Regions from separate parts of the Homo sapiens genome. Here region 1 is linked to region 2. The links are chromatin loops, found by intact Hi-C in ENCODE. Cell type or tissue: mammary epithelial cell. All regions are shown on one strand. Links, peaks and the distances in the headings refer to the core of each region. The heading gives the core; the rest is flanking DNA. Region 1 overlaps ACOT7 (acyl-CoA thioesterase 7). Region 2 overlaps ESPN (espin).

Region 1 (14,668 bases), core at 4,036-12,035, 76 kb after region 2:
CTCCAGGCCAGGTGACAGAACGAGACTCCATTTCAAATAATAATAATAATAATAATAATAATAATAATAATAATAATAATAATACTAACACTGCTCATTGACAATAGACCTGATAAACCAAGAGCTCTGATGGAGATGCACAAGGAGATTAATTTTGTTTTCGTGCCTGCTGGCTTTAGTCCATTTGTGTGGCTGTAAAGGAATGCCCGAAGCTGGGTAATTTATGAAGGAAAGAGCTTTATTTGGCTCATGGTTCTGCAAGCTGTACAGGAAGCATGGCACCAGCATCTTCTTCTGGCGAGGGACTCAGGCCACTTCTACTTACAGCAGAAGGGGAAGGGAAGCTGGTGTGTGCAGGTCACATGGCCAGAGAAGTGAGAGAGAAGGGAGGTGCCAGGCTCCTTTTAACTATTAGTTCTCCCAGAGGCTAATAAAGTGAGAACTCACTCATGACCACGAGGATGGCACCATGCCCTTCCAGAGGGATCCATCCTGTGACCCAAACACTTCCTATTAGGTCCTGCCTCCAACATTGGGATTGAATTTCAACATGAGGTTAGGGATCCTCATATCCAAACCATAGTGGATAATAGCACCTATTAACTCAACATCCATTCTGCAACCTATGGATCAAGGAGTAATCTTGACTTTCAAGTTGTATTGTTTAAGAAATGCATTTTGGGCCTGTAATCCTAACACTTTGGGAGGCTGAGGCAGGTGGATTGCCTTTGTTCAGGAGTTTGAGACTAGCCTGGGCAACATGTTGAAATCCTGTCTCTACAAAAAATACAAAAAATTAGCCGGGCGTGGTGGTGGGCGCCTGTAGTCCAAGATACTTGGGAGGCTGAGGCAGGAGAATGGCATGAACCTGGAAGGCGGAGCTTGCAGTGAGCTGAGATCGTGCCACTGCACTCCAGCCTGGGCGATACAGCGAGACTCCATCTCCAAAAAAAAAGAAAAAAAAGAAATTAGCTGGACATGGCAACATGTGCATGTAGTCCCAGCTACTCAGGAGGCTGAGGCAGGAGAATTGCTTGAACCCAGGAGGTGGAGGTTGCAGTGAGCTGAGATTGTGCCATTGCACTCCAGCCTGGGCGACAGAGTGAGCCTCCTTCTCTACAAAAAAAAAAAAAAAAAAAAAAAGAAATGCATTTTGTGGGGCTCTGGCTGCCATAGTGGTTCTTCTGATCTGGGCAATGTAAATTGAAAAATTTACATTGGAAAGCATTCACTATTCTAGAAGCCATTAAGAATATTTATAGACCAGGCGAGGTGGCTCACGCCTGTAATCCCAACACTTTGGGAGGTCAAAGTGGGTGGATCACCTGAGGTCAGGTGTTCGAGACCAGCCTGGCCAACATGGTGAAACCTCGTCTCTACTAATACAAAACGTAGCTAGATGTGGTGGCATGTGTGTGTAATCCCAGCTACTCAGGAGGCTGAGTCACAAGAATTGCTTTAACCTAGGAAGTGGAGAGGTTGCAGTGAGCCAAGATTGTGCCATTGCACTCCAGCCTGGGCAACAGAGCAAAAAAGAAAAAAAAAGAAAGTGGTTTCTTAAGATGGAATGTAGTCTTGGGGAAGATGCCATGAACATTGCTGAAATGACAAGAAAGTAATGGCAATGGTGGGCCATCTGGAGCAACCCCTGCCCTCACGCCAGGTGCAGTGGGGTGGTGCAAGCAGTGGTGGCAGGAGCAGCTGTGGGAGCAGCAGTGGCAGCAGCAGTGGCAGCAGTGGGTCCCCTGTGCCCTGCATTCCCCGGGCAGCTGACTGCACCGCCCCCATCCTTGCACAGCCAGGCAGGACCTGCTCCCAGGCCTGGAGCCTTGCCGCTCCAGACCCTGGCTCAGTGTCAGAGCTCTTACCCGCTCTCACTGTGGGGAGGGGTGTGCAGAGGAAATAGTCAGTCCCTGGAGTCTACCCCTGGGAGTCTCCCAGAGCCCACTGCCCTGGGAGCCACCACAACGGGGCCAGGCTGAGTTGCCTGCTGGTGGGGAAGCAGCATGATTGGGCATGGAGGTGCGGGCAGAGAGGGGCCCCAAGGTGGAGCTGGGCCTGGGGTGATGCTGCACCTGCATATGGAGTGTGGGGGCTGGGCCTGGGATGCAGAGCTTGGGTTATGCTTCAGGGCCCTGGGGCGGGAAGTGGGAGCGGCATTCACTTTGGGGACCTGGACTGCGGTGCAGCCACCGCACCCACCCTGCTGATGGTGCCCTTCAGACTTTGGGCACCAACAGGCATGGGAGGGAGGCCAAGTGGGGGCTGAGGATAGGCTGGCACAAACAGCCTGGATGCCATGAACAGTGGCGAGAGACAGACAGGCTCCTGGGTAGAAGGGGTCTGGTCCCCAGTGAAGCCTCACCTTCAAACTGGGGAGGGCCTGAAGCCTGGGGGTTGGCTGGCCAGTCCCGAGGACCAGAGGGGAAGCTTGTGGTGCTTTTTGCTGGCCCACCCATGGACCAGTCAACACACACTTCCTCCACTCTGAGGCCCATAAAAACCCCGGACTCAGCCAGACTAGAGCAGAGGACAGAAAGATGACAGGATGACCAGCTGCAAAGAAGAGCTACCCTCTCTGCTGAGAGCTGAACACTCACTGGGATGACCTGGCTGTGACTCAATAAAGCTCCTCTTTGTCTTGCTCACTCTCCATTTTTCTGCGTACCTCATTCTTCCTGGTCACAGGGCAAGAACTCGGGACCTGCCAAATGGTGAGGCTGAAAGAACTGTAACACAAACAGGGCTGAAACATGCCCCTTCTTGCCACGTTGCCAGTGAAGGGAAGGAAAGAAGAGCTGTGGCCCTTTGGGGAGTCCAGACCTGGGAGCTCCCTGAGTCAGGGTTGTGACTCCCTCTTTGGGGCCCTGCAGTTCCTGGCGTCACCAAGCTTCCAGGCACCACAGCATTCCCGTGTGCCAACCAGGCAAGCTGCTTGAGGTGCGCTTGGTCCAGGTGCAGCCTTGCAGAGAACCAGCACCTGTGCCAGCATCTGGAGCTGCCTGCCCTGCAGCAGCAGCTGGCATGTCTGACTGTGCAGTGGCCGTACTCCATGCTCACTCACACACTGCTCGCTGCTCCACACCAGGCTTGTCCTTGGCAGGCATGGGAGCTCCAGGCTGGTAGCATGAGCCAAGCGCAGCCTGCCAGGCTGAGTGGGTGGAATAAGCCCAGTGGGCCCCAGCAAAACTTAGGCAAAGGTGCCACAAGACACAGAGGTTTCTGGCCAGAAAAGGGATACCCCAAAGATCCCATAACAAAAGGATTTAGAATATTCCATAAACTTAGTTGATAAAACAACATAGGTTTTAAGAGGACTGACTCCACTTTTTTTTTTTTTTTTGAAATGGAGTCTCGCTCTGTCGCCCAGGCTGGAGTGCAGTGGTGCGATCTCAGCTCACTGCAAGCTCTGCCTTCTGGGTTCACGCAATTCTCTTGCCTCAGCCTCCCGAGTAGCTGGGACTACAGGTGCCTGCCACCATGCCCAGCTAATTTTTTTATATTTTTAGTAGAGAAGGGGTTTCACCATGTTAGCCATCATGGTCTCCATCTCCTGACCTCGTGATCCGCCTGCCTCGGCCTCCCAAAGTGCTGGGATTACAGGCATGAGCCACCGCGCCCGGCCTGACTCCACTTTTGAAAGTTCTACTGGGCTGGTCTAGGAGATCGAGACCATCTTGGCTGACATGTTCTCCCCATCTCTACTAAAATACAAAAAATTAGCCTGGTGTGGTGGTGCACACCTGTAGTCCCAGCTACTCAGGAGGCTGAGCCAGGGGAATCACTTGAACTCGGGAGACGGAGGTTGCAGTGAGCCGAGATCATGCCACTGTACTCCAGCCTGGCTGACAGAGTGAGACTCTGTCTCAAAAAAAAAAAAAAGTAAGTTCTACTGTGGGTAAAATGCTATCAAACATTGCATGCTACAGAGAAATCTTTTTTTTTTTTTTTATTTGAGATAGGCTCCCACTCTGTCACCCGGGCTGGAGTGCAGTGGTGCAATCACAGCTCACTGCAGCTTTGACCTCTTGAGCTGAAGGGATCCTCCCACCCTTAGCCTCTCAAGTAACTGGGACCACAGGCAAGTGCCACCATGAGTAGCTAATTTTTTAATTTTTATTTTTAGAGACAGCATCTCCTTATATTGCCCAGGCTGGTCTGGAACTCCTGGGCACAAGCGATTCTCCCACCTCGGGGTCCCAAAGTGCTGGGATTACAGACATGAGCCACCGTGCCTGGCCCAGAGAAATATTTTGTGGAAAGAAGGGTCAATTGATGTGGTCAATGTCATTGTTGTCTTATTTTAAGGAACTGCCACAGCCATCCCAGCCTTCAGCAGTCGCCATCCTAATCAGTCTGCAGGCCGGGCGGTAATCCCAGCACTTTGGGAGGCTGAGGTGGGCGGATCACCTGAGGTCAGGAGTTCAAGACCAGCATGGCCAACATAGTGAGACCCTGTCTCTACTAAAAATACAAAAAATTAGCTGGGCGTGGTGACGCGTGCCTGTAATCCTAGCTACTTGGGAGGCTGAGGTAGGAGAACCACTTGAACCCGGGAGGCAGAGGTTGCAGTGAGCCAAGATCGTGCCACTGCATTCCAGCCTGGGCTATAGAATGAGACTGTCTCAAAAAAAAAAAATAAACCCCAAAACAATATGAATCAGTCTGCAGCCATCAACATCGAGGCAAGACTCTGCCAGCAAAAAGAATACCACTCACTGAAGGCTCAGATGATTGTTAGCATTTTTTAGCAATAAATTTTTTTTTTTTTTTTGAGATGGGGTCTTGCTCTGTTGCCCAGGCTGGAGTGCAGTGGTGCGATCTCGGCTCACTGCAAGCTCCGCCTCCCGGGTTTACGCCATTCTTCTGCCTCAGCCTCCCGAGTAGCTGGGACTACAGGCGCCCACTACCATGCCGGGCTAATTTTTTGTTTTTTAGTAGAGATGGGGTTTCACCGTGTTAGCCAGGATGGTCTCGATCTCCTGACCTTGTGATCCACCCACCTTGGCCTCCCAAAGTGCTGGGATTACAGGTGTGAGCCACCATGCCCGATTGCAATAAAGTGTTTTTAAATGAAGGTATATACTTTTTTTTAAGGCATAATGCTATTATACACTTAATAGACTACAGTGTAACTTTTACGTGCACTGGGAAACCAAAAAAATCATGTGACTTATTATAAAGTGCAATGTGTGCTTTGTTGCGGTGATCTGGAACCAAACCCGTAATATCTCTGAGGTATGCCTGTGTGAGCCTGTGAAGCCTTCACCACAATCAAGACCGAGACTGTGAACAGACCTGTCACCCTGCTGAGGCCCTCTGCTTCTCTGGTCCCTCCCTGCCCCCAGGCAACCTCTGATCTGCTTTCTGTCACTATAGTTTGTGTTTCCTCCAAGTTTATAAACATGGACTTGCACAGTTCTCTTTTTGTCCAGCCTCCCTTGCTCAGCACGATTACTTGGAGATTCATCCACATGGTTGCATGTATCAGTTATTCATTCCTTTCCTTTTTTTTTTTGAGACGGAGTCTCACTCTTGTTGCTCAGGCTGGAGTGCAGTGGGGCGATCTCAGCTCACTGCAACCTCTGCCTCCCGGGTTTAAGCGATTCTGCTTCCTCAGCCTCCTGAGTACCTGGGATTACAGGCTCCCACCACCATGCCTGGCTAATTTTTTTTTTTTTTTTTTTTTTTTTTTGAGATGGAGTCTCGCTCTGTCCCCAGGCCGGAGTGCAGTGGCGTGATCTTGGCTCACTGCAACCTCCGCCTCCCGGGTTCAAGTGATTCTCCTGCCTCAGCCTCCCGAGTAGCTGGGACTACAGGTGAGCGCAACCACGCCCAACTAATTTTTGTATTTTTAGTAGGGATGAGGTTTCACCATGTTGGCCAGGATAGTCTCGATTTCTTGACCTCGTGATCTGCCCACCTCGGCCTCCCAAAGTGCTGGGATTACAGGCGTGAGCCACTGCGCCAGGCCAAATGCTGGGCTTTTTTTTTTTTTTGAGACAGAGTCTCTTGCTCTGTCACCCTGGCTGGAGTGCAATGGCATGATCTTGGCTCACTGCAACTTCTGCCTCCCGGCTTCAAGGGATTCTCCTGCCTCAGCCTCCCGAGTAGCTGGGATTACATGCATGCACCATCACGCCCAGCTAATTTTGTATTTTTAGTAGAGATGGGGTTTTTCCATGTTGGTCAGGCTGGTCTTGAACGCCCGACCTCAGGTGATCCACCTGCCTTGGCCTCCCAAAGTGCTGGGATTACAGGTGTGAGCCACCACACCTCGCCGATAATTGCTTTTAGATGTTACTTTTGTATTTTCCTAATGTCTAATGATGTTGAATATCTTTTCTTTTTTTCTAGAGGTGGAGTCTCGTCTTGTTGCCCAGGCCGGCCTGGAATTCCTGGGCTCAAGTGATCCTCCTGCCTCAGCCTCCCAAAGTGGTGGGATTACAGGTGTGAGTCACTGCATCTAGCCTTTTTTGAGACAAGGTCTCGCTCTGTCATCCAGGCTGGAATTCAATCTTGGCCCACTGCAGCCTTGACCTCCCAGCTCAAGTGATCCTACCACCTCAGCCCCCTGAGTAGCTGGGACCACAGGTGCAGCTGGGACCCCCTGAGTAGCTGGGACCACAGAAAACCCACAGGGTCGGTGGCTTTTCTCCCCATGTGGGGAGATGAGAGATTGTAGAAATAAAGACACAAGACAAAGAGATAAAAGACAGCTGGGCCCGGGGGACAACTACCACCAAGATGCAGAGACCGGTAGTGTCCCCGAATGCCTGGCTGTGCTGTTATTTATTGGATACAAGGCAAAAGGGGAGGGGTAAAGAGTGTGAATCATCTCCAATGATAGGTAAGGTCACGTGGGTCACATGTGCACTGGACAGGGGGCCCTTCCCTGCCTGGCAGCCAAGGCAGAGAGAGAGGGAGAGAGAGAGAGACAGCTTACGCCATTATTTCTGCATATCAGGGACTTTTAGTACTTTCACTAATTTGCTACTGTTATCTAAAAGGCAGAGCCAGGTGTGCAGGATGGAACATGAAAGTGGACTAGGAGCGTGACCACTGAAGCACAGCATCACAGGGAGACAGGCCTCCGGATAACTGCGGGCAGGCCTGACTGATGTCAGGCCCTCCACAAGAGGTGGAGGAGTAGTCTTCTCTAAACTCCCCGGGGGAAAGGGAGACTCCCTTTCCTGGTCTGCTAAGTGGCGGGTGTTTTTCTTTGGCACTGACGCTACTGCTGGAACCACGGTCTGCCTGGCAACGGGCGTCTTCCCAGACGCTGGCGTTACCGCTAGACCAAGGAGCCCTCTGGTGGCCCTGTCCGGGCATAACAGAAGGCTCGCACTTGTCTTCTGGTCACTTCTCACCATGTCCCCTCAGCTCCCATCTCTGTATAGCCTGGTTTTTCCTAGGTTATGATTATAGAGCGAGGATTATTATAATATTGGAATAAAGAGTAATTGCTACAAATTAATGATTAATGATATTCATATATAATCACGTCTATGATCTAGATCTAGTATAATTCTTACTGTTTTATATATTTTATTATACTGGAAAAGCTCATGCCCTTGGTCTCTTGCCTCGGCACCTGGATGGCTTGCCACCCGCAGTGCTCACCACCATGCTCGGCTAATTTTTTTGGATTTTTGGTAGAGATGGGGTCTCACCATGTTGCCTAGAAGAGTCTCCAGCTCCTGAGCTCTAGCCATCTGCCCACCTCAGCCTCCCAAAGTGCTGGGATTACAGGCGTGCACGACCGCGCCTAGCCAAAGGTCATTTGTTTTTTTCACATTGAGCTCTGAGAGATCTTTCTGGAGCCTGGATGTAAGTTTCTGACCCTACCAGCTTCCTCTAGCATGAGGCAGTGAGTTTCGGTTGGGGAGAGGGATGTGGCCTCCCATTCTAGGGCATGTCGTTGCGGAGTTCTCCTTGAATTCTCTCTTCCGAGTGCCCTCTGATGAGCTGGGCTCAGTGTGCTTTTGAGTTCTAGGTGCCTGTCTCATTTCCTACCTTCTTTCTATATGCTTGGCTGCCTGGGTAGGTATGGGAGGGATGGGGGAAGAGGTGCTGCCATCTCTTGACTTTTTTTTTTCTTTTTTTTTTTTGAGACGGAGTTTCACTCTGTCACACAGGCTGGAGTGCAATGGCACAATCTTGGCCCACTGCAACCTCTGCCTCCTGGGTTCAAGCGATTCTCTTGCCTTAGCCTCCCAAGTAGCTGGCATTACAGGCGCCCACCACCATGCCCGGCTAATTTTTGTAGTTTTAGTAGAGACAGAGTTTTGCCATGTTGGCCAGGCTGGTCTCAGACTCCTGACCTCAGGTGATCCGCCCGCCTTGGCCTCCCAAAGTGCTGGGATTACAGGCGTGAGCCACCATGCCCAGCCCACCTCTTGACTTTTTAGCTTCCAGATGCCTTTGAAAGCTGCAGAAAACTGGGTCTTTTCCCCAGAAAAGTAGAAACCAGACACAACCTCGAGCATGTTTTTAGGGATGCTCACAGCCTACTGAGCCAGTTCTACTTTGTTTTGGGTTAGAGATGGATGCCACATCTGCAGATCTCTGCCAAGCTGTGTGTGTTTTTCTTTAGATTTTGGGAGTGCCTTTCTGTGGCAAAGGTAAGAGCGTTTCGAGGGCTCCTGCCATGTGTCACCCACATGGCCAGTGCTTATGTAGGGAGGGGCCACAGCTTCTGGCATCCAGTTGTTAGTAGTTTATTTATTTATTTATTTTTACAGAGTCCCGCTCTGTTGCCCAGGCTGGAATGCAGTAACGCAGTGACGTGATCTTGGCTCACTGCAACCTCCGCCTCCTGGGTTCAGGTGATTCTCCTGCCTCACCTTCCCTGGTAGCTGGGATTGCAGGAGCACACCACCATGCCTGGTTAACTTTCTTTTCACTAGTGGTGGGGTTCCACCGTGTTGGCCAGGCTGGTGTCAAAACTCCTCACCTCAGATGATCCGCCTGCCTCGGCCTCCCAAGGGGCTGGGATTACAGGCGTGAACTACTCCACCCTGCCTTGTTTGTAGTTTATAACAGCTTTCCTGAGCTATAACTCTATTGAGTCTACCCTTTTTGATTGTACAATTCTGCGTGAACCTTAATGGATTCACAAGGCTGTGCAGCCACCAGCACGATTTAATTCCAGAACATTTTCATCACCCCCGGAATTAACCTGCACGCATTAGCAGTCACTCCCATTTCCCCTCCTCCAGCCCCTGCCCCCCACCAGCTGACTTTCTGTTTCTGTAGATCTGCCTGTTGTGGACATTTAATATACATGGAATCAGATGGCGTGTGACCTTTTGTGATTGACTTCTTTCACCCAGGGTGGTTTCAAGGCTGGTCCGTGCATTACTGTGGATCTGTAGGTCTTCATTTTTTATGGTCAGATAATATCTCATTGTATGGATTTATCGTATTTTGTTTACCTACCCATCCGTGGTGGACACCGGGTTGTTTCCATCCTTGGGTGGTTGTGAATAATGCTGCTATGAACATTTCTAGACATCTCGTTTTGTCAATTAAAATGATTTTTAATTTACTAGATGGGAAATAGCACCTTGTAGTTGTTTAACTTTGAGATTATTTACTCATAAGGCTAAGCTATCTGAGAAGTGCTTCCTCTTTGCGGGACCATCTGGTTGTGGCTTGAATCTGTGTTGCTGTGGAAGCCTGGTAGGTCCTCACTGATTTGGGGTGGGTGGTGGGCCTAGCACACCTGGACTGGGACCAGCTGGAAGGGTTGCTTAGGGAGGCAGCAATGCCCGCCTGGAGGGATGAGGCCAAGTCCAAAGGGCACAGTATTGGGGCCCAGGCTCATTCCTTGAGTTCCATTTGGCTGCAGCTTCTGGAGGGAGCCGACAGGAGACGTGGGGAGACGATGCTCCTGCTTCGGAGAAGCTTGTCACTAAACGTCCTCAGAAAGGAAGTCGACAGGGCCTGTTTTGGGGAGAAGGCCAAACAGTGAGTTGGGAGCTGAGAGGAACTATGGGCTATTTGGGGTCAGGGGAGGGAAGTGTGTTTGGGAGGACCTGTCCTGTGTGCCAGGGTGGGAGACGCTGTGGCTTCAAGACCCTGGCCCTGGGATGCCGGCTACTCAGGAAGATGGGCCGAGATGGGCAGCCAGGGGGCTGAGGAGGCTGATGGCCCGGGCCTGGGCCCCGGCAGGCTGCCTGGGTGGGGAGGGCTCAGGGGGCATTTTCAGCCAGGGTTAGCTGCCAGGCTTGGGCCAGACTCAGCCCTCTGACCTCCCCTCCGGGCAGACATTTTGGGTCGGTGGGATCCCTTTAGAATCCTCTCCTCTGCTGGCTTCTAGACATTAAGCATCCCTGGGCGGGGGCAGCACCAGCCTCCCTGTGGGACCCAGTGCGTGTGGGGTTTGTAAGCTGAAAATGACTTTTTCTTTCTTTTTGCACATAGGTGAGAGGACTTGTCCTTTTAGGACTTGTTATTTTTGCACATAGGTGAAAGGACATCCTTTTAGTAATAATTTACCTATTTAACTTTTACCAGAGTGACTTCCCAGGCTCAGTGCCTGCCAGCTGGTTAGATAGAATAAGCCCAGGCTCTGGCAGTTTGATAAGGGCCTTGATAAGGGCCGGCTGTTCCAGTGGGAGTGGCCTAATCAGCCCTCTCTGCCCTAACTTTCTCTTTCACAACTAAACATGTGAAACTTGCCCAGAGGCCGGCGGGTGCAGCCTGGTTGAGGCTGTGCGGCCTGCACTCTGGCTGGGGACTTTCCATTTCCCTTGCTGGTCACAGGATTCCTGGGAAAGCAGCCCTGGTGGGGGCAGCATTGGGGGAGGTTGTGGTGATAACACATCCCGCCTCCTGCACTGGGCCTCCTGTAGCCTGCACCCTGGCCGCTGTGATTGTTTGGCCTCTTTCTTTCTTCCTGACACCCAGTAGAAGGGGAGGCGGAGTGAAGAGAGTACGGGTTGGGGGGCACAGGGCCCACAGGTGGCAGCCGGCAGCCTAAGAGCCCGCGGGAGTGGAGGAAGGGTAGTGGAGTTGCTGAGCCCCAAGACAGGCATGGCATCCTCTGAAGCAGGGGTTGGGGGAAGGAAGAGGGGGAGTGGGGAAGGACAGGGGTGTGGCCTGAGGAGAGGGGAGGCTGGACCGCCTGTCCACTTTGCTTCAGCCAGGGAGCTGGCCCTTGGGACAGGCTTTAGATGCCAGCTCCATCAGCAGGATGCAGGCTTGGACCTGCTGGAGTCCTTGCTGGCCTGTGACCTTCCTCCCCTGTCTACATTTCAGGGAGCTCTAGAAGGCGGCAGTGGGGCCAGACCTGGCTTTGGCTGAGACCCTGGAGAAAGACTAGGGGGTCTTGTGCCCTGTCAGAGAAGGCAGAGCCTCATAGCCGCTTCCCTGAGGCCGCTCAGCAGCGGCCCCTCTGCCTTCCTGATCTCCTGGCATGGCAGCCAGAAGAGCTCACAGAATTACTTCTTCTGTAATTATTTATAAAGCAAGGTTTCCATGACGACCGGTTTCTGGTAGACGCTCTGGATTGGCGAGGCAGCCTCTTCCTGGCCAGATTGGGCAGCTCAGGAAGCTGGGGGTGGGGGGTGCTCCCCACCAAGCCCGGTGTGGCAGGGAGCTGGGACAGTCCTGGGTCAGGCAAGGACTCTGTGATGCTTCCCTGCTCCCTCGCCTTTCTCTGCATCTGATCCTGGGATGTCCTAGCCACCATGGCTTTCCAGCTGAGCAGGTACTGCCAGTCATGGGCATGTCTAGGCCGTGCAGGGGCCACTGTGGGTGGATTGTTTAGGGACATTTGGAAGGGAAGGGTGGGTAGAGGGGACTCGGCCCCTGTGCCCAGCAGGCTGGCTGGTGTCATGCAGCCAGGAAGGGCAGTAGGGCACCCACCTGGCCTGGCTCTTACTGACCCCCAAGATTAGGTGGTCAGCCGAAGCTGGGATAGGAAGTGCAGGCCTGCGTGAGCTGGGGTCCCCTGACGGACCAGGGCACTCCCCTGCCTGCTCTAGTCCCCAGGGAGGAAGGCACCTGGTTTTCTTTCCAGCCTTGCTCCTGTGGCTTCCCTCTGCTCCCTTCAGCTGGGCTGGGTTCACTGCGGTTTCCCAGCGCTGCTGAGCTTCCTACCTGCGGTGGAGGGGGGGTCTGTGGGCTGCACAAGGAGCCTCCTGGGTCAGTCCCCTGCCCCTGGCCAAAATGGAGGCTGGGAGCTCAGGGCCATTGTTGGCCTCTTCCCCCGTCCTGCTTGGGGGCCTGCAAGTGCTGCTGGAACTTTCCTTGGCACAGCCCTTCCTCCCACCCTTCCCTCTTCTGGAGATGCAGTGGCGTGTCTGTGGGTTGAAGGGACTTCGCCGGAACTGCCTTAGGCAGCAAGTCAAAGAGGAGAAGCAGGGGCCAGACTCTGTGACTCACGCCTGTAATCTCAGCACTTTGGGAGGCCGAGGCAGGTGGATCAACTGAGGTCAGGAGTTTGAGACCAGCCTGGCCAACATGGTGAAACCCCCGTCTCTACTAAAAAATACAAAAATTAGCCAGGCATGGTGGCACGCACCTGTAATCCCAGCTACTTGGGAGGCTGAGGTAGGAGAATCACTTGAACCCGGGAGGTGGAGGTTGCAGAGAGCCAAGATCACGCCACTGCATTCCAGCCTGGGTGACAGAGCGAGACTCCCTCTCAAAAAAAAAAAAAAGAGGAGAAGCAGGGCTGCTTGAGCTTCTGTTTGGCAGAGTCCCCCATGGAAAGAGGAGGCATTTATGTGTGCTTGTGCCTGGACTTTGAGGCCCCACACCCATCCACGTGCCTGTTTTGTCCCTCAAGGCTGCCTGGTGTGAGGCCCCCGCCCCCCATGCCATAAGGAGACCCGCTTCTCCTTTCCTTCCGGGAAGGGCAACCCCTGTCCCTTGTCTACTCCTGGCCAAGGCAGCCTCTGCTGAGCTCCTGAAGGAAGCTCCGAGTGTCTGCAGGCCCCAGGTGGTGGCCCCCAGCCATGAGTGGCATCTGCAGCCCTATGACTGGGGACAGTCTGCCCAGACACCTCTGTCCCACCCAGCTTTCCAGCTGAGGTGAGGGTGGAGCACACGCACCTGGTGCTTGACCTCTGGTTTGAGGCCTTTGTCAGAAGGGGGCAGTAATGAGCCGCCTGCCCTGCAGGCCCCGTGTGGGCCTGACCTGCCTATACCCCAGACCCTTACCTGGCTGTGCACCTTCAGGTGGGCACTTTAGCTTCCACCATGGAGTAAAGGAAGCAAGGCTCACCTACCCCTGGTTACCCTGGGTTTCACGTAGTAATGTTTTCATTTTAGCACTGACTTTTTTTTTTTTTGAGGCGGAGTTTCGCTCTTGTTGCCCAGGCTGGAGTGCAATGGCGCGATCTTGGCTCACCACAAACTTCGCTTCTTGGGTTTAAGCGATTCTCCTGCCTCAGCCTCCCAGGTAGCTGGGATTACAGGCATGTGCCACCATGGTTGGCTAATTTTGTATTTTTAGTAGAGACAGGGTTTCTCCATGTTGGTCAGGTTGGTCTCAAACTCCTGACCTCAGGTGATCCACCTGCCTCAGCTCCTAAAGTGCTGGGATTACAGGCGTGAGCCACTGCGTCCAGCCACAAAAGTGTAGTCGTCGTCGTCCTTTTTTTTTTTTTTGAGACACAGTCTCACCCTGTGGCCCAGGCTGGAGTGCAATGGCATGATCTTGGCTCACTGCAACCTCCGCCTCCTGGGTTCAAACAATTCTCCTGCCTCAGCCTCCCAAGTAGCTGGGATTATAGGAGCCTGCCACCACGCCCAGCTATTTTTTTTCTATTTTTAATAGAGACGGGGTTTCACCATGTTGGCCAGCCTGGTCTCAAACTCCTGACCTCATGATCCGCCCGCCTCGGCCTCCCAAAGTGCTGGGATTACAGGTGTGAGCCACTGCGCTTGGCCAGCACTGACATTTTTGTGTCAGAGTCAGAGACACTGGTGACACTCCCAGCTGGTCGTGTGCTGGGCTGTGGAAGGGGCAGGCAGGGTTCAGTGCCCTGCAGGGCTGCTGCCAAGGTCACCGCACAGGGGCCTGTCCAGGGCTGGCCAGGTGTGGGTGGCAGGTGCTGAGCTGGGCTGAGGGTGCTGAGCGGGGCTGAGGGTGCTGAGCTGGGCTGAGGGTGCTGGGCAGGGCTGAGGGTGCTGAGGGTGCTGCCGCTGCTGCCTCGGGGCTCCCCTGTGCCACTCAGTGCTGCTTTCTTTGGGAGCATCAGAGACCTCCGGGCATGGCCACAAACCAGGTGGCAGGTGACAACCGGAAGCAGTTTCCTCAGGCTGGAGACCAGCGGTGGGCAGGGCCATGCTCCCGAAGGTTTGACGGGAGGCTGCTCCCGTCTCTGCCTTCATCTTCACCTGGACCTCCTGTGTCTCATGTCGAGACTTCCCTGTTCCTATAAGGACACCAGTCATTGGGTTAGGGCCCTTCCTAAGGCACGGCGACCTCATCTTGATTGTATCTGGATGCAAAGAACTCTTTTCAAGTAAGGTGACATTCATAGTTTCTGGGGGTTCGTTCTCAAACACATCTTTTGGGGGACACAATTCAACCCAGTACTCAGGCTCCATGTGGCTTAGGTGGGACTCCACCTTGAGAGGACCCCAGGGCACAGGAGGCATGGCCAGCCCTCAAGGTGAGGCCAGGGGGCAGGAGCGGCTCCCCTCCCTG
Region 2 (14,668 bases), core at 3,072-11,071:
AGGCTTTGGTGTGTCTAGAGGGCAGGGTCACCTGGAAGGGGAGGGTCTACTCCTTGGGAGTACGGATGGCCACATCCAATCTTTGCAGGGCACCCCTGCCAGGTCTGGAGGCCACCATCTGGCGGCGTGAAGCAGGCATTGCAAGTGGACGGACGCCCATGCTCAGGGCACGGTCAGGGTGTGTGTACACACAAGCCTGCAGTCTGCCGAGGCGATCGTGCATTTGTGTATGTTTGAGGGGGTACGCATTTGTGCACATGCTTCTTTGTACTGATGAATGTGTGTGCATTGCTCTGTGGACATGGTGTGTATGTGTGTGTGTGTGCGTGCATATCTGTAGTATGGAAATAGAGCACTGTGTGCTTGCTTGTGTGTAGGGTGGGTGTGTGCAGATATTCGCATGGCTCTGTGTGTTCATATCTGTATGCTGTATGTACACATGTACAAGTGTGTGCTTTTGTATGTGAGTAGCTAAGAATAATGAATGGTGGGCGACACACGTGGACTTTGTGGGTGGGGAGAGTACATGTGGATGTACATGTATGTTTGTGATAAGCACACACAAGTATGAGTGACATCTGTCTCTCACCAGAAGGGGTGTCGCCTCCCCATGTTTAAGAGCAAGTGATGAGGGTAGTGTCCGATATTGGCTGTGGCAGGGCGGCCCAAGGCCAATCCTCACAGCCCAGCAGTCTGGCTTCAGTCTGCTCTCCCTCCCCGTCTTCCTCCTGGGCACACTCACCACATGGAGGGTGCTGGCCCTTGATGCTGGAGTGGCTGGAGGAGCAGGAGTCGTAGTTGGAGAGGGTGCTGGTAGGCGAGCTGAGGTCAAAGTTCAGCGGCTGGACCGACACCGTGGTATTGGGTGAGGACATGCCTGAATCCGGCTGCTTAGCCTCCAGCTCTGCGGATGGATCCCGGGAAAGCACGCGGTGCTCCACGCTCTGAAGGGGAGGCAGGGAGGCCATGAAGACAACCATACCCCAAGATGCGTTGCTCTCCAGGCCAGGGTCCTACTCAGTCATGCCTTCGCTGTGGGATCTTGGCCAAGCCACACCGCTCTCTGGGGTCTCTTCCCCATCACTAGACGGTCTCTCAGGTTCCTCCAGGTTAAGATTCAAGCCCAGCCCCGCCAGGCAGCAGGACCCAGGTTCCTGGGAAACTCCCTCCCCTGGCTCCTCCCTGATTAGGAGGGTGGAGAGATCGACAAGGAGGGGGCCCTTGAGCTGCACCCCAAGGGGAGAAATGCCAGGAGATCGGCCTTCTCCCTCACGGATCGGCAGAGGCTCCATGGGGAGGCGCACAGCACAGGCCCATCCCTAGTTACCTGGCTGGCAAGCCGGCTCTCCTTGCTGGACCTGGGGCCTGGGGCAGACTCCCAACACCAGCCCGGCCTGTCTCCTGATGGGGCCCTCGGGGTAAGGGTGGGGCCTGGATGGCCAGCTGCAGTGATGGGCAGCCAGAACTCAGGCTGCCAGGCCTGCCATCCCCTCGCCCTGCCCGGTCTGTGCGTCTGACCACAGGCCTGTCCCCTCCCGGTGCAGACGGGGCTGTGGTGGGGGCCCTGCTTACATTGCCATGCTGCCCCTGCTGCCGGCAAGCCCGCTTGCTCCGCTGCCTCCTGCCCAGGCCTGCTCCTCCTTGCCCCATGCCCCCTCCCTGCCTAAGAAGTGTCACAGGCCCCCTGGGAGAGAGAGGCAGGCCTGGCACCAGGTAACGGCTCAGCGGCCGCGCTCATTGGCCCCGTAATTAGGGGCTCTGTGGGAGTGTTTGCCTTTTCTGGGCCAGCGTCTTCTGTGGCTTGGATCTGTCCCTGCCGCAGCTGGGCCTGCTTGGGTGAGGGAACCAGGGCACACATACTCCACCCATTCCAGGGGACCAGGCCCTGCTGCCTACCGCAGGAATCAGGGGAGCCATAGGAGGTGGCGTGGGCAGCACCCGAAGGTGCTCTTTACCTGGCCAACAGCAGTGGGTGCTGAGGGCACCAAGCCCTGACCCCTGTAGGCAGCAGATAAGAGGCTGGGCCACAGCAGGTGTACTGCACCTGGCCTGAGCCACCCAGCTCTGCAGTCTGGGACAGTGGCTTCAGACTTCCCCTCCCTGACTTACTAGCTATTTCGGGAGAGTCACCTATGCTTTTTGTGCCTAACTTTCTTTATCTGCAAATGGGGATAACAGCACTACTTGCTCTGCTGAGCTCCAGGACATGGCACCCAGTAAATGCCATATTGTCAACTTTTTTTTTTTTTTTTTAGACAGAGTTTCATTCTTGTCGCCCAGGCTGGAGTGCAGTGGCGTGGTCTTGGCTCACTGCAGCCTCCATCTCCCGGGTTCGAGCAATTCTCCTGCCTCAGCCTCCCAAGTAGTTGGAATTACAGGCGCCCGCCACCACACTCAGCTAATTTTTGTATTTTTAGTAGAGATGGGGTTTCATCATGTTGACCAGGCTGGTCTCGAACCCTGACTTCAGGTGATCCACCCGCCGCCTCAGCTTCCCAAAGTGCAGGCATGAGCCACCCCACATGGCCTCTCAACCTTTTTTTTTTTTTTTTTTTTTGAGACAGCGTCTTGCTCTGTCACCCAGGCTGGAGTGCAGTGGCGTGATCTCGGCTCACTGCAACCTCCGCCTCCCGGGTTCAAGCGATTCTCCTGCCTCAGCCTCCCAAGTAGCTGGGACAACAGGCACCCACCACCATGCCCAGCTAATTTTTATATTTTTAATAGAAACGGGGTTTCACCATGTTGGCCAGAATGGTCTCGATCTCTTGACCTTGTGATCTGCCCGCCTCAGCCTCCCAAAGTGCTAGGATTACAGGCGTGAGCCACCGTGCCCAGCCTTTTTTTTTTTTTTTTAGAAGGAGTCTTGCTCTGTCACCAGGCTGGAGTGCAGTGGCGCGATCTTGGCTTACTGCAACCTCCGTCTCCTGGGTTCAAGCGATTTTCCTGCCTCAGCCTCCCGAGTAGCTGGGACTACAGGCGTGTGCTACCATACCTGGCTAAATTTTTTTTTGTATTTTTAGTAGAGATGGGATTTCACCATGTTGGCCAGGATGGTCTCGATCTACTGACCTCGTGATCTGCCTGCCTTTGCCTCCCAAAGTGCTGGGATTACAGGCATGAGCCACTGCACCCGGCCAACTATTTTTTTAATGTACTGTGAAGAGTAACGGAGATTACACCTTTAAGGCACTCGGCAGGGTGCCTGCCTAAGTCAGAATCCAATGAATAGTGTTTGCTGTCCTATGACCGCTAGCAGCTGCATCCAGAGAGGCCCTCAGGTGCCCTGGGCTCTGGTGCCACCCCCCACGGTCCCTCAACAGAGTCACAGACACTCTTAACTGAAGGGGACCCACCATTGATGCAGAAATGCCCTTCCCAGTGTCCATCCCAGCTTATATACCCTAGTGACAGAGTGCTCACTACCTGCTGGGCCATTCATTCTCTTCCAGAGACTCTTTCGCGGGGGGAAGTTCATCCTCAGGCCCCCCTGCAGCCTCTGGCCTCTGGGCCTTGCTGTGTTCTGCAGCCCCCAGAGCCAGGACCATCCCCCTGTGCTGGGGGGGGGAGGGCAGATGGACAGACGGTGCTCAGGGCACAGACCATCTGCCTTCTTCCCTCCGGGCCTCATTGCACAGCCCCTCCATGGCCAGGCTGCCCCATGGAGTTGGTCCGCATCCTTTTCGGGTTGACTGCGAGGCCCACTCTCTTCCCTGCCTATTGCCTCATAGCAGGCATTGTACCAGATGGTGCAGAGCCCTGCACTTGGAGACATCCACAGCTGAGTTCAAGTCCCATTGGGTCACTTCATGGCTGTCTCACCATAATAACATAATTTAAAAAGAGTAGCGTGGGTTTCCAGTTATGACCCAGCCATGAAGTCAGCAAATGTATGGTGCAGGGGCTGAGAGGTGCCTCCTGGCCAGGCCATCAAGGTAGGTTCTCCACTCTAACAGTTACTGGTGATGCCATCTTGGTGCCCCGCAGACTCACTTTATCCATATGTGGAACGGGACACTTAAACACTCTTTTCTGCAGAGGGTGGCTGTGAGTTATACCCAAGCTAATGTCTATGGGTAGGTGAATGAGCCTGCCTATTCCCAGTGGGTCCTGTCTTGTGATTTCTCCAGCCTTACCCCTTGGGGTGACTCTGGTCTTCCCTGTCCTCTTTCCGTTGACCTTTGTGCCTCTACTCCCTCAGTCCCCAGTAGGCAGTGGTTCTGGGCTGAGAGGTCGTGTGGGGTAGCGGGCTTCACGTCCCTGAACCTCAGCTTCCTCCTTGGTAAAAGGGGTGACGACACCCACCACTGGGGTGGAGGGGCGAGAAGAAAGAATGCGACAGGAGCAGCTCAGGGATCGTACCAGGTTCTCCACCGTGCGCAGGTAGCGGGTGCAGTGGCTGTGGCCGTTGAAGTCCGACAGGTCGGCGGCCGTGTACCCGTCGCGGTCGCGGACGTCCAGCTCCGCGCCGTTCACTACCAGGATCTGGCAGCACTGCGGGGGCACGCAGTGAGGACCCGGCCGCGGCCGCGAGCTGGGACCCCCGCGCCCGGGCAGGGCCGTGCTGAAAGCGCGGTGCCAGCAGAGGGCGCGCGCCCCCACCCCGGGCCCGCGCTGACCTCTAGCTCCCCGTTCTCGGCGGCGTCGTGCAGCGGGGTCCCGCCCCACAGGTCAGCCGAGATCTCCCCGCCGTGCAGCAGCAGCCAGCTGAGCACCTTGGTGTGGCCGCGGCTCGCCGCGAAGTGCATGGCGGTGGCGCCGTCTTTGTCCTGCTCGGACAGGCTCACGTCGGTGCAGCTCACCTGGGCGGGACGGGCGGGGAGAGGGGGGCGGGGGCTGGGCGCCAGGCCCCTGTAGGCCCGCCCCCTGTACCTCCGTGGCCCGCCCCCGCCCCCCCGCCCCACCCCTGATGGCCCCGCTCCCTCCACTCCCCGCCCTGCCGGCTCCGCCCCGCCTCCCCTGCTCCCCGCCCGGGCCCGGAGCTCACCAACCACACGATGACTGGGCTGTGGCCCATCTGCGCCGCGGCGTGCAGCGGGGTCATGCCGTCGTGGGCGCGCGCGTGCGGGTCTGCGCCGCATTCCTGCACCAGGTACTGGGTCACCTCCAGGTGGCCCTCCTGGCACGCCAGGTACAGGGGCGTGGCACCGTTCTTGGTTTGGGCATTCACTCCCCTGCGGAGACACAGCGCCCACCGTGGGCTTTCAGCGCCTCACCCCCTCCGAGGCCTTCTTACCCGCCCCCATCCCGTCCCGGGGAGCCCTGGACGGCAGGGAGAGTGGGTGGGAAAGGGCCCTGTCACCGGCCCGCTGCTGCCCGGGGGGCTCCCCCTGGACTGAGTCCTGAGCCACCCTCCCTCAGAGGTCCCTGAGGGCGTCCCACCCAGCACTGCCCTGCCCTCAGTCCTACTTTTTTTTTTGAGAAGAAGTCTAGCTCTGTCGCCCAGGCTGGAGTGCAGTGGCTCGATCTTGGCTCACTGCAACCTCTGCCTCCCGGGTTCAAGCGATTCTTCTGCCTCAGCCTCCTGAGTAGCTGGGATTACAGGCATGTGCCACCACGCCCCGCTAATTTTTTGTATTTTTAGTAGGGACAGGGTTTCACCATGTTGACCAGGCTGGTCTCGAACTCCTGACCTCGTGATCCGCCCATCTCAGCCTCCCAAAGTGCTGGGATTACAGAGCCACCGCACCCAGGCTCAGTCCCACTTTTTAACCGAGGTCTACAAAGATGTGGTGAGCTGGCCTCTTCTCCCCTCTCACCCACTGTCACCATGAATCCCCACACCTGCTGTGTCTGACCTCTATCCCTTTCATTGTGTGCCCCCTCCATCTGGAATGTCCTTCTCCTCCCTCTTGAAGACTCAGTACCCATCCCTCCTCCATGAGGGCCACCCTGATTTATTTCCCCCTTGCTGGCCTCCGCCCCACACTGCCCAGGGCCACTTGAGCATGACCTGTCATGCTTGGTTGACCATAACTGATTTTGACCTTTGCCTCCCCCAGAAGACTGAGTTCCCAGAGGGCAGGGTGGTAAGGGTTGCCAGACAAAAGGCAGTTCACACAATTCAATCTGAATTTCTGATAAACGGATAATGCTTTAGTATTCTATATCCCAAATATTGCATGGGACATACTTATACTAAAGTACAGCTTGTTTATCTGAGATTCAAAGCTAGTCAAACGTCCTGGGTTTGGTTGTTGCTGTTTTTGTTAATCTGGCAGCCCTCAGGATGTCCACTATGTACTGAATGCTTCTGCTGTGCTAGCTCTGGGCTACGGCACTAGCAAGCAGGTTCTTCTTTTTTATTTTTATTTTTGAGACGGAGTCTTGCTCTGTCATCCAGGCTGGAATGCAATGGCGCAATCTCAGCTCACTGCAACCTCTGCCTCCTGGGTTCAAGCCATTCTCCTGCCTCAGCCTCCCAAGCAGCTGGGACTACAGGCATGTGCCACCACGCCTGGCTAATTTTTGTATTTTTAGTAGAAACCCAGTTTTGCCATCTTGGCCAGGCTAGTCTCGGACTCCTGAGCTCAAGTGATCCGCCTGTTTCAGCTTCCCAAAGTGCTGGGATTACAGGTGTGAGCCACCGCACCCGGCCATCAACTATTACTATGACCATCAACTGAGATTACACCGGTAAGGCACCTAGCAGGGGACCTGCCAGAATCAGAATTCAGTCAATGGTGCAGCTGCAGCTGAGGAGGCTCACAGGTGGGGCTGGGACTCTGTGCCATCACCCATAGTCCCACAACAGAGGCACAGACTCAGCTCTCTCCTCGGTCACACAGCTGGTAAGTGGCATTTGAACACCCATCTGTCTGTGCATGCAGGGCCTGGCCGGCAATATGGGCATGCAGGGACTGAAGAGCTGGAATGTGTCTCAGGGGCTTCTCCTAGGGCCTAGCTTTCGGCTGTCACTGTCCCTTATCCTTGCTCTCCCAGCCCAGAGGGGGGCCTTTGAGCTGTGCCACAGTCTTGCTTCTTGTCTCTTTGTCTTCCCAAACCCATCCATGAAATGGGGACAACAGTTGTCATCCTGACCTTGTGCAGAGTGCCTGAGAAGTGCTTGCAGAGCCCTGAGCACAGGCCTGGTGCCTGGCGCACAGCCATTGCTGAACTTTAGGATCCTTCCTTGTGCCTGGGAGGACCAGCCACCAGGAGGGTCTATGGCTGGCCTGGTGTGTCCAGGTGAACAGCCAGGGTGCAGTTACCACCGAAGGACACTAGGTGGAGCCACAATCTATCCCCAGACCCAGGAGAAGCTCCAGGTTGGGGGCCGCGACCTATTGGGTTCCAATTCACCTTTTGTGCTTAGGAGGCCAATTCTTCACAGGACTTCACATCCTGCCCATCTACCTCCCCCAGTGTTTCACCCCCTAGATCAACCACATGCTCCACCCCGCATTCATCCCTCGCTCACCCATCCAACTGCCCATCCGCTTGTTGCCTGCCCATCAATGGGCACCAGGCTACCCCCCTTTGCCCACCCACCCTCTTGTTCCCAACACGACTTAGCCCCTCTTCTGACCCCTGTCACGTGTGCCCTCTCCCTCCCTCTCACACACATCCTGAGACCCTCCCAGCTGGCATCTCCCTGTCCCTAAAGCCCTGGTTCTCTGTCTACTTCCCTGACTCCTGAGACCCCAAGGCTGTCTGCAGCCCCCATGGACCTCCACTCACTGATTTCTCCTCCCTCCCCACTCCCTAGACACAGGGCTGCCATTTGCTGGGGCTGATGCTGAGCCCGGCACTTCACGATGGTGCGGGGAGCAGGCACCATGCCTGGTGATCCAGAGGGGGTCCCGTCGACATAGATGAGGGAGACAGAAGACACAGCTACGTATCTATCTTCAGAAACATGCTGGCTCGTGGCTGCCAGCCTCCACACCCCAGCGCCAGCGTCACCCCCACGCACACTCACATGCTGCTGCGTCAGGAACAGGCTGTTGAATATTTCATGACTGACACTCAGCGGCCTAAATTATTCACCCCGTAACCAAGGCACAGTGAGTGCCGGGGTCTTGGGGATCAGGGGCTGGTGGGGGCCCACTGGGTTCTATCTGTAGAGGCCCACGGCGGTCTGCACAGCTGGTGGGGGGGCCAGACCTGCGGTGAGCTCTGCTCTCCCAGCACCCCCCACTTGGCAGAGATCCATGACCCAGGGGTGCCCAGCCAGCCGGAGAAGGTCTGAGAAGCTGGCACCAAGCAGGATCTGAGCAGCAGGGGGCAGTGGTACCCACAGCCTCCTGCAGGGCCGCTGGCTGGCATTCCCAGCCCAAGTTCCTGGCACGGAATGAGCCCTCAGTAAGTGCTGGAGCTCATCACCATTCTCGTTAGTATTCCACCATCTGCACTCACACGCCCCATTATGGAGTCAGAGCCTCCAGCTTGGAATACCCCAGAACATGGGACAGATATGCTGATGGGCTGAGGGGGAGGGGATCCTGGCTCAACATCCCCTTGGAATACCCCAGAACATGGGGCAGATATGCTGTTGGGCTGCGGGGGAGGGGATCCCGGCTCAACATCCCCCTCCACCTTGGCCTGAGGACAAGAAGAACAATGGGCACTCTCACAGTCACTGGGGAGTATTACAAAGATATGGATGAGCATAAGGACCAAAATGAAATTCTCATCACACACCTGGAATCCAAGCACCTTCGGAGGCCAAAGCAGGAGGACTGCCTGAGCCTAGGAGTTCGAGACCAGCCTGGGCAACATAGAGAGACCGCCATTCTCTACAAACAATACAAAAATGAGCCAGGTGTGTTGGTGCACACCTGTAGTCCCAGCCGCTCAGGAGGCTGAGGAGGTAGGATCACTTGAGTCCAGGAAGTTGAGGCTGCAGGGAACTATGATCATACCACTGTACTCCAGCCCGGGTGTCAGAGCAAGATCCTGCCTCTAAAATAAATAAATAAATAAATAAATAAATAAATAAATAAGAAAAAATTCCCATCACTGGAGAGAGGAATTAATAAAAGTAATAATAGTAAATAATAATAGTGATAGCAGCCACCATTTACTGAATGATTACTCTGTCTCAAGCACTGTGATGAGTACAACACACACGTTCTCTCAGCTGGTCCTTGTAACCCCACAGGACAGGTGTTAGCATTGTTCTCCTGGTACAGATGAGGAAACTGAGGCACAGAGAGCTAAGATCACTCTGTGAGAAAGAGGCAGAGCCCCAATTTGAGGCTGCGTCTCATGCAGAGCCTGCTTCTGACTCCAAATGTGCCACGTCTACACCCCTTCTGCTCTTGGTTGGTCTGTCCCTCTGCCTCCCTCCCTCCCACCGCACAGACCACTGCCCTTCTCCCGCAGACCTCACTGCTGGGAACTCAGGAACACTCTTTGCCAGCTGCTGGGGCACAGCCCCGGCAGGAGGACCTGCAGGGAGGGCCCCGGCTTCGCTATAAGGAGGACCTGGCTCAAGTCCCGTGCCTTTGAGCTGTGCCACAGTCTTGCTTCTTGTCTCTTTGTCTTCCCAAACCCATCCATGAAATGGGGACAACAGTTGTCATCCTGACCTCATGCGGAGTGCCTGAGAAGTGCTGGCAGAGCCCTGAGCACAGGCCTGGTGCCTGGTGCACAGCCATTGCTGAACTTTAGGATCCTTCCCTGTACCTGGGAGGACCAGCCACCAGGAGGGTCTATGGCTGGCCTGGAGTGTCCAGGTCCTGCCAAGTATGGGCCAGGCTGGGCACCATTTCTGTTGTGGGGAACACTACCTAGAGGGGAGAGGATGGGTCTTTGGGGAGACCTCTGACTCCCAGACCCCTGCCAGCTCTAGCCCCGACCACAGTGACAGCTGCAGAAAAGTGCTCCCAGACCAAGCCCTTGCCCTTTGCCCCGGCTTTGACCCAAACCCTCTTTGTAGGTCAGAGGCGCCCTGGCGATGATCATATAAATCATGATTTGTTTTCTTTCTCCTGGGAACAAAGATGCTATGGATGAACTGTAACTATTCATCAAGTCACCTCTGATTACACAAAAGAAACATGGGTCGCCCGTGTGGGCTGTGGGAATCTCCGGCGGAGACTGGTGCCAGCTGACTGCCAGCGCCGCCGCAGGGAGTGAGCTGCCCATGGGGCCAGACCCGGGCTGAAGAATGATTCCCGCAGCCCTCCCCACTGCCAGTCATGCCTCCCCAGAGGGAGGCCAGGAAGAGGCTCTCCATCCGAGGATCAGTCCAGCTGCGGCCTGTGACTGCTTTGAATTGAAATTCACCGAGCCTATGGTGGCTCTATGGCTCTCGGTGTCCTCCAGTCAAACTTCCCGGCCTATGTTAAAAGATTCCCGAGTAGGCCTGGCCCAGGGAAGAAATGCAGCCCTGATTTGAGAAAGGTTCTACACCCCAGGCCGTCAGCTAGCATGGAATAGTTCCAGAAGCCTACAGTTGCCTGCAACTCTCCCAGCCTCCCAGGTCTTCCTCCTGGCCCCTAATTAGGCCACATTTGACCCCACCTGAGGCCTCTACACCTCCCCGCATCACTGCCAGTTCCATCAAGGCAGGGCTGCGAGGCCCACCCTCTTTTCATTAGGGTCTCAGCTCTCCTCTCCTCAAAGACACCTGGCTTCCCTGACCCCTCAATTTCAAGAACCATCCCCATCGCTTCCTACCAAACTGCTCATTTCACTACACAGCACTTGTCACTCCTGAATTATCTTGTTCTCCTATTCCTCAGACCCATACACACATGGATAGAAGAATGTATGGCTGACGTGATGACGGGCCGGGCAGTTGGGTGCACCCAGTTGCTTTTTGTTGAATGAATAAATATGAGAAGGGACATCCAGGCCAGGAGTAGGGGATCTCTCTTCACTCATGGCCTCAGGCTGGTAGGGCAGGTTAGGTCCACTTGCCAGACAGGCTTGGGAATGCTCAGAGGGGAGTTTTGTCTAGGGTCACATGCAATGAGCTATAGGCAGAGTGGACAAGTCCCTGGGATTCCATACCCCACTCATTCAGCAGACGTTTACTGGAGTCAGGCTCTGGGCATACAGAGCCGGGAAGACAAAGCCCCTGGCCTCATTAGTCAGGGACAGATGGGATGAAAACACACATCTGTCTGTGTGATGAAGGGCCTGGCTGGAAATTCGGGCATGCAGGGAGTGAAGAGATGGAATGTGTCTCAGGGGTTTCTCCTAGGGGTTAGCTTTTGGTTGTCACGCAGGATGCACACAGAACGCAAAGCCAGGCAACCATAGGGCAGCTGGGAGGCCAGGTGCAGTGGCTCATGCCTGTAATCCCAGCACTTTGGGAGGCCGAGGCGGGCGGATCACCTGAGTTCAGGAGTTGGAGACCAGCCTGGCCAACATGGTGAAACCCCATTTCTACTAATAATACAAAAATTAGCCGGGTGTGGTGCCATATGCACCTATAATCCCAGCTACTCGGTAGGCTAAGGCAGGAGAATCACCTGAACCTGGGAGGTGGAGGTTGCAGTGAGCCGTGCCACTGCACTCCAGCCTGGGCGATAGAGCGAGACTCAAGTCTCAAAGAAAAAGGGCAGCAGGGAACAAGGCCAGTGGGAGAGTGAGTGGGCATCATGGGTGCGGTTGACAATTTCAGCAAGGCTCAGGGTTGGCCTTGCTGAGGTGAGGTCTGGGCAAAGACTTGGAGGAAGGCAGGGTGCAGGCGGGTATCTCTGATCCCTGCAGAGGGATCAGCCTCTGTGAAGGCAGGGGCGCTGGCCTGTTGGATGGGACCACAGCCCGGAGGAGGGATGGCCTCTGGGCCATTGTAAGGAAGTGAGCAGCCTTCCCTGTCAGTGGTCAGAAGCCTGTGATGGGACTTGTTCTTTTTTTTTTTTTTGAAATGGATTCTTGCTCTGTTGCCCAGGCTGGAATGCAGTGGCACAATCTTAGCTCACTGCAACCGCTGCCTCCTGCGTTCAAGTGATTCTCATGCCTCAGCCTCCCAAGTAGCTGGGACTACAGGCAGGAACCACCACACCCGGCTAACTTTTTTTCCTCCTGAGATGGAGTCTTGCTCTGTCGCCCAGGCTGGAGTGCAGCAGCACGATCTTAGTTCACTGCAACCTCCGCCTTCCAGGTTCAAGCAATTCTCCTGCCTCAGCCTCCTAAGTAGCTGGGATTACAGACACCCACCACCATGCCCGGCTAATTTTTGTATTTTTTAGTAGAGATGGGGTTTCACCGTATCGGCCGGGCTGGCCTCAAATTCCTGACCTCGTGATCCGCCCGCCTCAGCTTCCCAAAGTGCTGGGATTACAGGCATGAGCCACTGCACCAGACCAGGACTTGCACTGTCTTTTCTTTTCTTTTTTCTTTTTTTTTGAGATGGAGTCTCACTCTGTTGCCCAGGCTGGAGTGCAGTGGTGCGATCTTGGCTCACTGCAACCTCCGCTTCCCTGGTTCCAGCAATTCTCCTGCCTCAGCCTCCCGAGTAGCTGGGACTACAGGCACGTGCCACCACACCCAGCTAATTTCTGTATTTTTTAGTAGAGACGGGGTTTCTTCATGTTGGCCAGGCTGGTCTTGAACTCCTGACCTCGTGTTCCACCCGCCTCAGCCTCCCAAAGTGCTGGGATTACAGGTGTGAGCCACCGCACCCAGCAGGACTTGTGTTTTCAAAGGCTGCGGGTGGACATGGACGGGTGAAGGCCAGGGCCTTTCAGGCTTACTGGGGACTTCCCCTTTTCCGTTCTGTAGTGCACAGCCTCACAGAGCCTGGCTGCTCCCATGGCCCAGCTGAGCCCAAGGGGTTCAGGTAGCCCCCACGTGAGGCAGAAAGGGGGTTTCTCAGAAGCCCTAGGATGCCCCAGCAGTGTGCTGCTTACAGAGCCCCAGGGTCCAAGGCTCAGCTCTCCCCCTTAGAAGGGTAGGGCAGGGGCACTAGCCCCGGTTAGACGACAGCTGGGACCAGGAGCTGCTGGTGGAGACATGAGATGGTCTCCTGCTGTGAGGGGCTGCTCCGGACTCCACCAGGCCCTTCCTTTCCCAGAGCCTCCACGTAGGTCAGGGGGTCAAGGACAGCAGCCACCTCCTCAGTGCGGACACAGGCCCTGCCCCCACGCCCTGCTGCCAGGTGAACTGACAGACACCAAGGGTAGACCTGGAGCTGGTGATCAAAAAGGAATGAGCCCCCACGGCCTGTGGCAGAATCAGGGGCTTAGTGGGGAAAGGGACCACCCCAGGCACAGCCTCCAGCCTTCTAAGGGGGAGAGTTGAGCCCTGGGCCCTGGGGCTCTCTAAGCTGAGAGCTGCTGGTGCTTCCCAAGAAACTCCCTTTCTGTCCCAGGTGGGGGCTGCCTGAACCCCTGGGCCGTGGGAGCAGCCAGGCTCCATGAAGCCTTGCACAAAGGAAGGGAAAAGGGGAAGTCTCCGGTGGACTTGAAAGGCCCTGAGTGATTAGGACCTGGACCAGGAGTGGGAGAGAGACCCAGAGAGGAGGTACAGCCTGCTCAAGGCCACACAGCAAGCCAGTGGTGACCACAGCTGGTGAATCAGCCTCTCTAAAACACCATTTCTGTACCTGTCAGCTCCACGAGGCAGGGAAGCTTGTCTGGTTCACCAGCATATCACTGGCATTTAGAATATTGCCTGGCACATAGAAGATGCTCAATAAACATTAGTTGAATGAGTCCATCTGTAAAATGGGCTGATTACATAGCTACTGCTCGGGGTGGTTGTGTGGCTCAGATGACACTGGGTGGTGCCAGACCCCTAGAAGATACTCAGCACCAGGTTCTTTTTCTTTTCTTTCTTTTCTTTCCTTCCTTTCTTCCTTTCTTTCGTTCGTTCCTTTTTTTTTTTTTTTTTTTTTTTTTGACAGAATCTTGCTCTGTTGCTCAGGCTGGAATGCAATAGCATGATCTGGGCTCACTGCAACCTCCGCCTCCCTGGTTCAAGTGATTCTCCTGCCTCAGCCTCCCAAGTAGCTGGGATTACAGGCATGGGCCACCTGTACAGGCATAGCCCGGCCACATGCCCAGCTAATTTTTGTATTTTTGGTAGAGACGGGGTTTCACCATGTTGGTCAGGCTGGTTTTGAACTCTTGACCTCAGGTGATCCACCTGCCTCGGCCTCCCAAAGTGCTGGGATTACAGGCATGAGCCACCGTACCCAGCCCCAGGTACTTTCCAATCCCATTCCAGTCTAGTCTGGTCGGGGGTAGGGGAGGCTTTCGGGGAAGGAGGCACCTGCTGAAGTTGATAAAATCTCTGGGCTAACTGGTTTTCCAGCTTGCTGTGACTGGCAGCACCCACGAGCCCAGGGGAAGAGCCTGGAGCCTCCTCACTCCCCAGCCTGGAAGCTTAAGCCTCAGGGTCCCAACTGATCCCCAGCTCCCTGACCCCCACAGCCCTGCCCAGCTGCTCAGGCCCTGGGGCAGCCAGAAGCAGGTGTGAGGGGGACAGAGTGAGCTCCTGGGCTCCAGGACCCTCCTGGGAGGATGGCCACCGGCCTTGGGGCCACCTGCTCTTTGCCCCTCCTCACTCTGCCCTGATTAGGGATCTGGACCCCTTGTTCCCCTCCATCAGCCACTGGAGCTCCTGCCGGGAGGGCCAATCCTCCCAACTCAATCTCCCTGAGACCCAGAGCCTGGGACTTGCCCAGCCCGGCTCCTGCCAGCCCCATGCCTCCCAACTGAGAGATGCCTTTTTTTTTTCTTTTTTTTTCCCCCTTGAGACAGAGTTTCAC

What was found. Hi-C counts contacts between places; a loop is a spot of excess contacts. Peaks named below come from ENCODE experiments on the same cell type or tissue, not always from the same donor. Only the 100,000 strongest peaks of a DNase experiment are listed, where the experiment ranks them.
Region 1: it touches region 2 in a loop (8-fold over the local background); 14 of 110 quality-filtered maps call a loop at or near these places.

Annotation. Positions count from the first base shown.
Region 1 is chr1:6,355,874-6,370,541 of GRCh38, reverse strand. The region is part of intron 1 of ACOT7 (acyl-CoA thioesterase 7); the gene reads left to right. Among named protein-coding and RNA genes, the nearest start is that of ACOT7, 31 kb to the left of the region's middle. RefSeq lists enhancers at 5,496-5,995, 10,435-10,484, 11,185-11,414, 11,435-11,484, 11,595-11,774 and 2 more. In mammary epithelial cell, for the core only: a CTCF peak has its summit at 7,321 (motif pointing left); DNase peaks (open chromatin) are centred at 7,211, 10,711 and 11,511; H3K27ac peaks cover 3,005 bases.
Region 2 is chr1:6,430,757-6,445,424 of GRCh38, reverse strand. ESPN (espin) reads right to left here. Exons shown (of 13, transcript NM_031475.3): 3 at 4,985-5,171; 4 at 4,617-4,799; 5 at 4,360-4,491; 6 at 743-944. Among named protein-coding and RNA genes, the nearest start is that of MIR4252, 8.2 kb to the right of the region's middle. RefSeq lists silencers at 82-221, 4,887-4,996 and enhancers at 1,602-2,144, 3,005-3,504, 3,505-4,006, 5,235-5,748. In mammary epithelial cell, for the core only: CTCF peaks have their summits at 7,222 (motif pointing right) and 8,217 (motif pointing right); DNase peaks (open chromatin) are centred at 4,974 and 7,224; H3K4me3 peaks cover 410 bases.